Linked DNA regions of Mus musculus: region 1 is linked to region 2. Evidence: chromatin contacts called from ENCODE POLR2A ChIA-PET data. All regions are on one chromosome and are shown on one strand. Each heading gives the region's core, a stretch centred on a gene start or an enhancer-like site at or near the end of the contact. The rest is flanking DNA. Distances are from core to core; before and after follow the strand shown. Region 1 has its middle 26 kb from the start of A730036I17Rik. Region 2 holds the start of Zc3h6 (zinc finger CCCH type containing 6).

Region 1 (4,190 bases), core at 1,210-3,709, 280 kb before region 2:
CTGCTACTCCATCTGGAAAACCAGAGGGGCCACACAGCTCAGCAGCTGTGCCGCTCTGCGCAAGAGCCTGAGAGTCACAACTGGCAGAGGGCACAGGAGCGGTTACGTCTCGTGTTTGAGAGACGTGTGAGGCCCATGTGAAGGCTCTAACCAGGGGGAGAGGGGTGTGGGCATCAGTTCTACTGAGATCTAGACAGGGGATAATTTGAGCGCCCGAGCAAGGGGACCTCCTCAACAAGCACCCACAACTTTCCTCACTGCAACCTTCAAGACCTGGGAACCAGGCTGAAGACGCGGTCCTATGGTAGAAACCTTAAGGGTGTGTACGGTCCTGGGTGTGATTTCCAGAACCTCACAAACACAACACAAAGCAACTGGGGGGTTGGGGGGGGCCGGGAGTGAATATAGAGATACACAGGTTGGGACCCAAGTCAGACAAACACAGGCTAGAGCAGAGAAACTCGGAGGACATGGAAACGTCAAGTCCTACACAGAGGTCACTGTAGTGAGACAGAATCGTGGAGCATTCGCCTCATGCCCAGCCTGGGCTAGGAGCTGAGTCAAAACTGAATCACAGCATTACCCGTCATCCTTCTGTCCACAGTCCATGAAGGCTGTCTACCACTGCCCTGGTAGTGAACTGAAAGGTTTTCCAGGGCCAACGCTGCACCAGGCGGGAATGCATGGGTGTGACCTCCCTATTCTGCCCCCTGGGGCAGAAGTGGTAATTTACTGTGAGTCTCTGACTTCTGGAGAAGCAGCCCCTGTAAAAGGCCAGGGCTTTTTACATCCTTCCTTGTATCTGAATAATGACATGGAGACCTGATATATTTATTAATAATCTTAAAGCATCACACCTGGACAGATACTCATCTATTTCAACCTGGCTATGCTGCCAGCCATGTGCCCCGTGCCTGCCATCTTAGTTTTGCCCTGGCAGGTCCTGCTCCACCCATGTCCTTATATTGATTCTCTCCTGGCCACCTCCCCTGGCCATTCTCTACCCAGGACCCCTCACTGAAATCAGAAGCCCCACCTTAACTCCCCCCCCCCCCCAGCTATAGGATGATTGGCTCTCTATTAAGCAATCAGAGGTGGAGAAGAACAATGTTTTACAAAACAATAGTCAGAAAATGCTTCATAATAATGACAATACTAAAATCCCTTGACATCCTGATCTCCAGATATGGAAATCAACATTCGAATACACCGACAACCCCCCCCATAGACCCCTCGCTGTGCCCACCCCACCCCCTTGTGCAAAAGGACTAATCTAGGTAGTACGCCCAACTACTTAAAAATAAGATTCTCTCTTCTAGACAGGTGCTACCTACTCACGAGGAGCTAGCTAGCTATTTCAGTGTCACTGGGTGGGGTGGGGTGGCTGGGGTGTTCTGTCACCTGCTCACCTTCTCTAGCATTCCAGACACTTCCTGCTCTGGACTCTCCACGTCCTGATTAGTCAAATTAGTTCCTGGCTGGCTGCCCATCCAGGGGCCTCATCAGGCAGGCTCCTGCAGTCTCGCTCAGCGGCTCTTCTACTTTGAGTGTTGAAAGGTGAGAGTTAGCTGTAGTACTACTCATAAACTGGGAAGACTCAGGTCAGGACAGATGTGGGAGTTGCTGGTCTGTCATCCCTAATCTGAAACACAGCTGCCAGACATGCCTCAGAAGCCCATGTTTTCTAAGTGTGAGAGTAATATGATTTACTGTATGTATGCAATCATACCCTTGGCGGGACCCAGAACAACAGCCACTGTAGTCAATGGATGGATGAATACTCACCCACTACGCGAATATAGAAAGGAAAAACAAATAAACAAACAAAACAAAACAAAACAAAAAAAAACCTCGGGCTGAAGAGATGGCTCAGCAGTTCTGCTCTACCAGAGGTCCTGGGTTCAGTTCCCAGCAACCACATAGCAGCTCACAAACATCTGTAATGGGATCCTTCTAGTGTGTCTGAAGACAGAAACAGTGCACTCACATATATAAAATAAATAAATAAATAAATCTTTAATTAAAAAAAAAAAAAAAAACCAACTAATGTAGATAGATGGCGGCCGGTCAGAGCTTGCCGCTGAACTAAGGGATCTTGTATCCGCGTCCTTGACAGCTAGACTCAGCAACAGGAAGATGGCTGGAGTGAAATGAAGAGAGGAGGTCCGAGAGCTGAGGATGGAGAAGCCTGGGATTAACGGGGAGGCGTGGAGTCAAAGCAGAAGCCCACAGAGGAAGCTCTGGGGGATCAGGCAGGAAGCCAGGAGAAGAACTGGAGAAATGCTGAGCCGAGCCCCAGAGCAGGGACGAACCCTGCAGAGCAGCCAAGTGGAAGTCTCAGATGTCATTGGTAGCAGTGGGACTCTGGGCGGGGTAAGGGGTCAAGGGACGCAGCTCCGTGGAAAAGCTTCCCTTGCTGGAGCCTCCGCCAAGAAAGAGAACCAGGACTCTTAGAGAGCAGCCAAGAGGCTAAAAGAAGGACTTCCAAACAGAAGTGTTACAAGAGGTGCCGGAGAGACGGCTCAGTGGTTAACAATATGTACTGCTCTTCCAGAGGAGCCCAGGGCAGGAAGGAGTTCAGTATTCAGTACCTGTAGTGGGTGGCTCACCGCCTGTAACGCCAGCTTCGGGGGAATCCAACGCCCTCTTCTGGCTTCCTCGGGCACCTGCACTCACATGCACAGTGCCCAGCAGACACACACACACAGCTTGTGCGTGTGCGCAGTCTCCTTATGGACACATGTGTACACACACCATGTCCCACACTATTACAGTGGCACACGGAATGATGATTTTAGAGAAACGGAATAAGAAGCATCCCTGCTTTCAACACACAAGGCCCTGTGTCGGGAACCCCTGGCCATGCTGCTCCCTCACCCCACCGAATGTTTCCTCCAGGAGGTTTTTTTTTTTCTTTTTTTCTTTTTTTTTTTTTGGTGCCCAGGCAGAGCAACTTCTGAGAAGTCGCCTCTTCCAACTACTCAGATGCCAAGGTCTGAATGTATGTGACACAGGACACACCAGGAAGGGAGCAGGAACAATTAACAATAGTTGCCTGCCACCTCGGGACTATGAATTAGTGAATTATTCTCGGTCCCGTGTGGTTTTGATGTTGACTTCATCCGCCTTCACTCTCTCTTCAACAAAGCAGGCTAAATTAATTTTTAAAGAGGATGTGCTAGAGAGGCAAGAGGGTGACAGCCCCGCCCGGGGACAGTTGACAAGTTTCTCAAATTCACAGGAAGCTACAGGCAGGCAGCACCACAGTGGCGCCTGCCTGTCACAGCCTCAAAGGACCTGCAAGGGCTCCTCCGGGTTCTGGCAGCCCACACTAAGCCCTGAGAAGAGAGAGATTCTAGGTCGGCGGGAGAGTGACCTAATTAAACACACAAGCTTATTCTTAGACCAGGAGGCCCAGTTAAGGCCCCTGGGTGGCCCAGCCGGGAGGCACAGGCCTAGAAGTGACCGCTCAAGACTTTTAAATGGCAATTGCTTGTTTGTGATGACTGAAGTACTACACACTCATAGCAGGACAATTGCAAAACTTTGTAAATGCAGAGACAAACAGGTTAGCCCGAAAACCGGAAGGTTGGGCTTGTTTTTCCTTGTCTTGTTTTGTTTGTTTGGTGGTTGGTTGGTTGGTTGGTTGGTTTCCCCACCTCTCACCCCCCCCCCCCCCCCCGTTGTTGTTGATTGATTGTTTTCAAGTTTTGTTTGGTTTTGAGATAGAGTCTAACTACATAGCCCTAGTTGACCTATGTAGATCAGGCTGGCTAAGACCCATGGAGATCTGCCTATCTCTGTTTCCCAAAAGCTGGGAGTATAGGTGTGCATCACCATGCCTGGCAGAAATCCCCTGGTCTTTTTTATACTTATGTATGTACCTGATAACCGAGGTGAAATACTTGCTCACATAATGTAAGTTTTAAAAAAACAAGAAAACTATGAGCTTGCATGGCCCCTAACCTGCTACATAAGTTCAGCCTGGCACATGTCTGTAGCTCCTTGTCATGGTTATCTCTCATGGTTATGGAAACATCTGCCCTGTGTCATTACACAGCTAGCTATTTCATTTGTGTGTGAGGGGAGGGCATGTGATAGGTGTGCATATGTGCAAGTTCCTGTGCTCGTGTGACTCAAGACATATACACATGCCTCCCATTTCCCCACAGGAGCACCGGCATTACTAA
Region 2 (4,307 bases), core at 138-2,637:
AGCATATGATATTTATCAGGAATTCTTAAGTCTTATGGGCCACACTAGAACACAATGTATCTGAGACTATTCACAAAGCAATGTGAGGATGTCCACTTTCAAGTCAATATTCTAAGTAGGAATCAGCTGAATGAGATTTGGCACCAGGAGTTTTAATAAAAGTCCTCCTCTGACACCTTTAAAAATTTGTTTATCAATGTCAAGAGTATATTCTGTAAATGCCACCAAACCTTTGAATGGTGCTAAGAATGTGCCTCTCAGAGCACAACAAAACTAAAACTGGAAAATGAGAATCTCAGCTAAATAGTCAAATATTTATTTAGCACCTAGGAAATCAGGTAAAGCTAAAACTCTGCAGTCTACTTGTGTTAACGTATTTAATATGAAAAACTGCCATTTCACTTTCCTGGAGGTTATAGGACTGCGGCAGACACATGGCCTGGGAGTGGGGGATGGGAGGGAAAGAGACTCCCCAACCCCCTCCAAAAAAAAAAAAAAAAAAAAAAAAAAAAAAACTAAACATGTTTATTTTCAGAGGTAGACTCGGGTCGGAGGCAAACATCCACTAGGCCTACTACTGAGCTTTTGGGGCCGGTTCCAACGGGGCTGCCAACGCCGGTCACTGGCCTGGCGGGCAGCGGCCGCAGCCGCGCCGCCGCCCGCGTGGCGCCGACGACTGAGCCGGGCCAGGGGCGGGGGGCTCGCACGTGCCCGGCGGGGGCGGGGCGGCGAGAGCGACGGCGACCCCGGCTCCGGGAGGCGGGCGCGGCCGCTTCGGCCTCCCCCGCGGCGGCCGGCAGGCAGCGGCGGTGGACGAAGGTGCGCGTCACGGAACCGATGGAGCCACACAGAGACGTCTAAGTCATGCAGGAGGCGCCCGGCCCCGGCCCGCTCCCGCCGCCCCGACCCCTCCTCTCATCCGACAGAAAGACAGACAAGAAGGGTTCCCGACCTGTCGTGCCCTGCATGTTCAGAGTCTGTCATGTTTGGTCAAGAACGGGGCGGGGCTGGAGGGCAGGTCTGGAGGCCGGCGGCGGCGGTGGCGGCGGCAGCGGGGCGCGGGGAGGACCCCTGCGCCGCCTGCGGGCAACCCTGTCCCCGGCCGCCGCCGACAGGTGACGAAGTGGTAAAAACTCACGGTTACTAGTGAGCGACACAGACACAGACTTTCCAGTCTATTAACAACCAACGCCAGAGAGATGGGGCTCTAACTGCAAAGACTGGGCAACGGCCCCGCGCTGCCGGCGCTGCCGCTCTAGTCTGTATTCGCCGCCGGAGGCTGAGGCGTGGGAGCCGGCGGGCGGCGTGCAGCGACGCGGGGATTTGGACAGTGGCCGTAACGGTGATTTCTCCTCACCAACATGGCGGCACCCGAAACAGGCGGCTCAGAAAATGGCGCCGGCCGCAACACCTTGCCCGGGACTAAAGGGCAAGTGGAATTCCTCCGCGAGCCGCGGCCCTCTCCCAGCCCGCCGGTGCCGAGCGCACTAGCCATTGGAGGAAACTGCCCGTCAATCACTTCCAGGGGCGGGCCTTTAATACGCTCGCTGCGGCAGCGGAGGCAGCAATCTGATGGGTGTGAGGCCAGGGATGCGGTTCGGTGGCGCGTGGAGTTATATCGGGCGGGGCAGGTCACCCCGCCAGGCCTGCTGTGTCCACCAGGTCCTCTGTGCCCATTTCTCGATGTTCCTGCGAGACTCGTCGTCTAAGGCTTTGGAGTTCCGGACTCATCACACTGTCCCCCTCCACCCCGCCACCGTTAACTGCGCGACAAAGAAAGGAACCCAGGACTGGCGGTTTTCTTTGTTAAAAAGAAAGAAAGAAAGAAAAGCTTTCTTTGTTGCCGAAAGAACTCGGAATCATCCTTAAGCCCTTAAACTTGTAGCTGTTATGTCTCCGTAGTGTAAGGAAGACTGCCTGCCATGCAACTTTTTCTGATACTAAATTCACCCAGTCCTTACTTGACGATTAAAAATAGCTATTGAGGTAATTAAAACATGATCTTGTGTCTGTTAGCGGTTTAGATGTGGAATTCATTCGAGTATTTCATAAGAACAAGACTTCATTTCTTCGTATGTCCATGGCCTTCAGACGTATTTCCATATCCTTCAGAAATAGTCTTGAAATGATGAGTAATGTATACTTAGTTCTGAAGGAAAGTTAATTTTTTTTATTAAAATGATAAGCTTAAATGTCCAATATTTCTAAATACACGACGTCTTTTGTCTTTGATGTGTAAATAACGTGCATTCAAAGAGCAATTGCGATTAGATAAATGTGAAAAGAGAAAAAAAGTTATTTAGTTGAATGCAGCTATTGACAAGACTTGAACCCTGACAGATCTTCACGGCCCATTATAGGAAACTTTCAAAAGGCACATCTGTTTTAACTAGAGAAGCAATATTATTAGTTTTTGGAACTAAAATGTAAAGCCTCTTCATTTAATCGTTTTACTAGGAACAGTGAAAGGCTTTTGAGGTGTAACAGCTGCTCTTCACAACTGCATTTTCTGCTTAGACATTAAAATAATGATTTAGGATTTGAATTTGATTTTTTTTTTTAATAAAAAGAAAATCTTTGAACTGGTACACATTTGAGTATTGCTGTTTTCAAATTCGTTTGGAAGTTTAAACGCACACCAAAATAAATTCTGGGCATTAGCTTACTCAGAAAAACAACTTTTGAAATGTTGCCTCCAGACAAAATTAACATACTGACACACTTGGAAGGTCCAATTGTTGGCTATCTAGGCCAACTCAAGCCACAAGGAAAGGATTCCCTGTGGTGTACTCTATTTGTAAACTTTATATACTTTATAAACCCTCAAGGCAGGAAAGCCACAGCTCTCAGCTGGCTGAACACAAAGCAGTCAGGCCCCGCACCCAGACTTCCCTAACAGCCCTAAAGGTCATCTTCTAAGGGCTACTGCAGTCATTCATTCGCAACCTGAGCTATGAAAGTGGCCAAGAAAGTGCCCTACAAGAAAAAAAAAAAAAATCCCGCCACCCCCTGAAAAGGAAGTCTCATTAGTCCCTGGCTTGTCACAGAAACCAGTTCCTGAGCATGAAAACCAACAAATCCCTGAGCAGAAAAATTCACCAATCCCTGAAAATACCAAACTCTGGACTTGAAATCCCAACAGTCCTCAGCCTGGAAAACTGGACAGCTCCGCCCCCTAAGAAATCCTATGGAAGGCCTGCCTTCAGCTCAGTCAGGGGCTGTTTTCTCACCTGAGCAGAGGCAGCAGTCCTGCGGTTTTCTCTCCCAATAAATCCCTTGTGTGAGGTTTGTTGTACTGTGTGACTTTGTGCCTCCCAACTGCGAGGATACCTTTCCTTTCAGACCTACAACATTTCCATCATCCGCAAAGAGTATTTCCTCGCCATTTGTTACCCTCTGTTGACCTCAAAATAGAAGATAACCTGGAATCTGCTCAGCCCTTTCCTCTTTAAAAGAAATCGCTTGTAGACTTTAGAATTTAATTCACCTCTGAGATTACTAAATTCTGTGACCAGAGCTCATTGATATTTTTTAAAGCCATCCCTGTACTTAAAACTGAGAGTTGCACTCTTTTATATTTAATATTCTGAGTATATAATAGCCACTCGTTCTGTGTATGTTGGGGCAGCTGTGTGGAAGTACAAGGACAGCTTGCAGGAGGCCATTCTCTCCTCCCGCCATTTTCTCACCCAGGCAGAGGCAGCCACCCTTCTGGGTGATTGACCTCAAGACATTCAGAGCTTGGTGGCAGGCAGCACTCGGGTTCTCAGCAGCCCCGGAACTGATATCGTAATAGAACTTTATGACTTTCCCTATAGATACCTTACACCTTTGATAGACTCCTCACAATCGGATACTTCTGCTTTCATTGCTGTGTAACAAGCTATAATAATACACTGTTTTAACTTATAGTTTGGAATAGGAAACATTTCCAGAATCCTACACATATTCAACCCATGCTCTAACAAGAGCTAAACTCCCAACACAAGGGTTTGGGGTGTTTGTTTGTTTTCCCAGTCTAATCCTTGGATTCTAGGTTCTCATTCTACACTCACTGAGATTTCCAGTACTAGTGTGTGGGAACCACAGAGGTCTTTGAGCTCTCAGATAAGCACTAGGGAAAGCAGGAATGTTAAACACACAGGGTTGTCCCTTAAAAGGGAAGGGTGCATAACCTGTTATCTGCCCAAAAAGCTGGAATTAGATGAGGTTAATAGTCAGTCAGTCTGGTTACCTTTGAGCTAACTGTATGGCCAAGATCATACCAGATTCTCCTCTCCCAAGACCTTACCATAGGCTTGTCAATC

The links. ChIA-PET counts read pairs that join two places held with the same protein, here RNA polymerase II (POLR2A).
Region 1: POLR2A ChIA-PET joins it to region 2 with 11 read pairs in embryonic stem cell. The contact joins the enhancer-like site here to the promoter of Zc3h6 in region 2. POLR2A ChIA-PET finds 5 or more read pairs at or near these places in 2 of 5 experiments (Patski and embryonic stem cell).

Annotation. Positions count from the first base shown.
Region 1 is chr2:129,243,105-129,247,294 of GRCm38, reverse strand. No RefSeq gene overlaps it. Among named protein-coding and RNA genes, the nearest start is that of A730036I17Rik, 26 kb to the right of the region's middle. Within about 2 kb of position 2,459, at least 1 of the 3 ENCODE cell types and tissues checked has a DNase peak (open chromatin) inside an H3K27ac peak, as active enhancers do.
Region 2 is chr2:128,964,482-128,968,788 of GRCm38, reverse strand. Zc3h6 (zinc finger CCCH type containing 6) reads right to left here and starts at 1,387. Exons shown (of 12, transcript NM_178404.3): 1 at 953-1,387. The coding sequence starts at 984.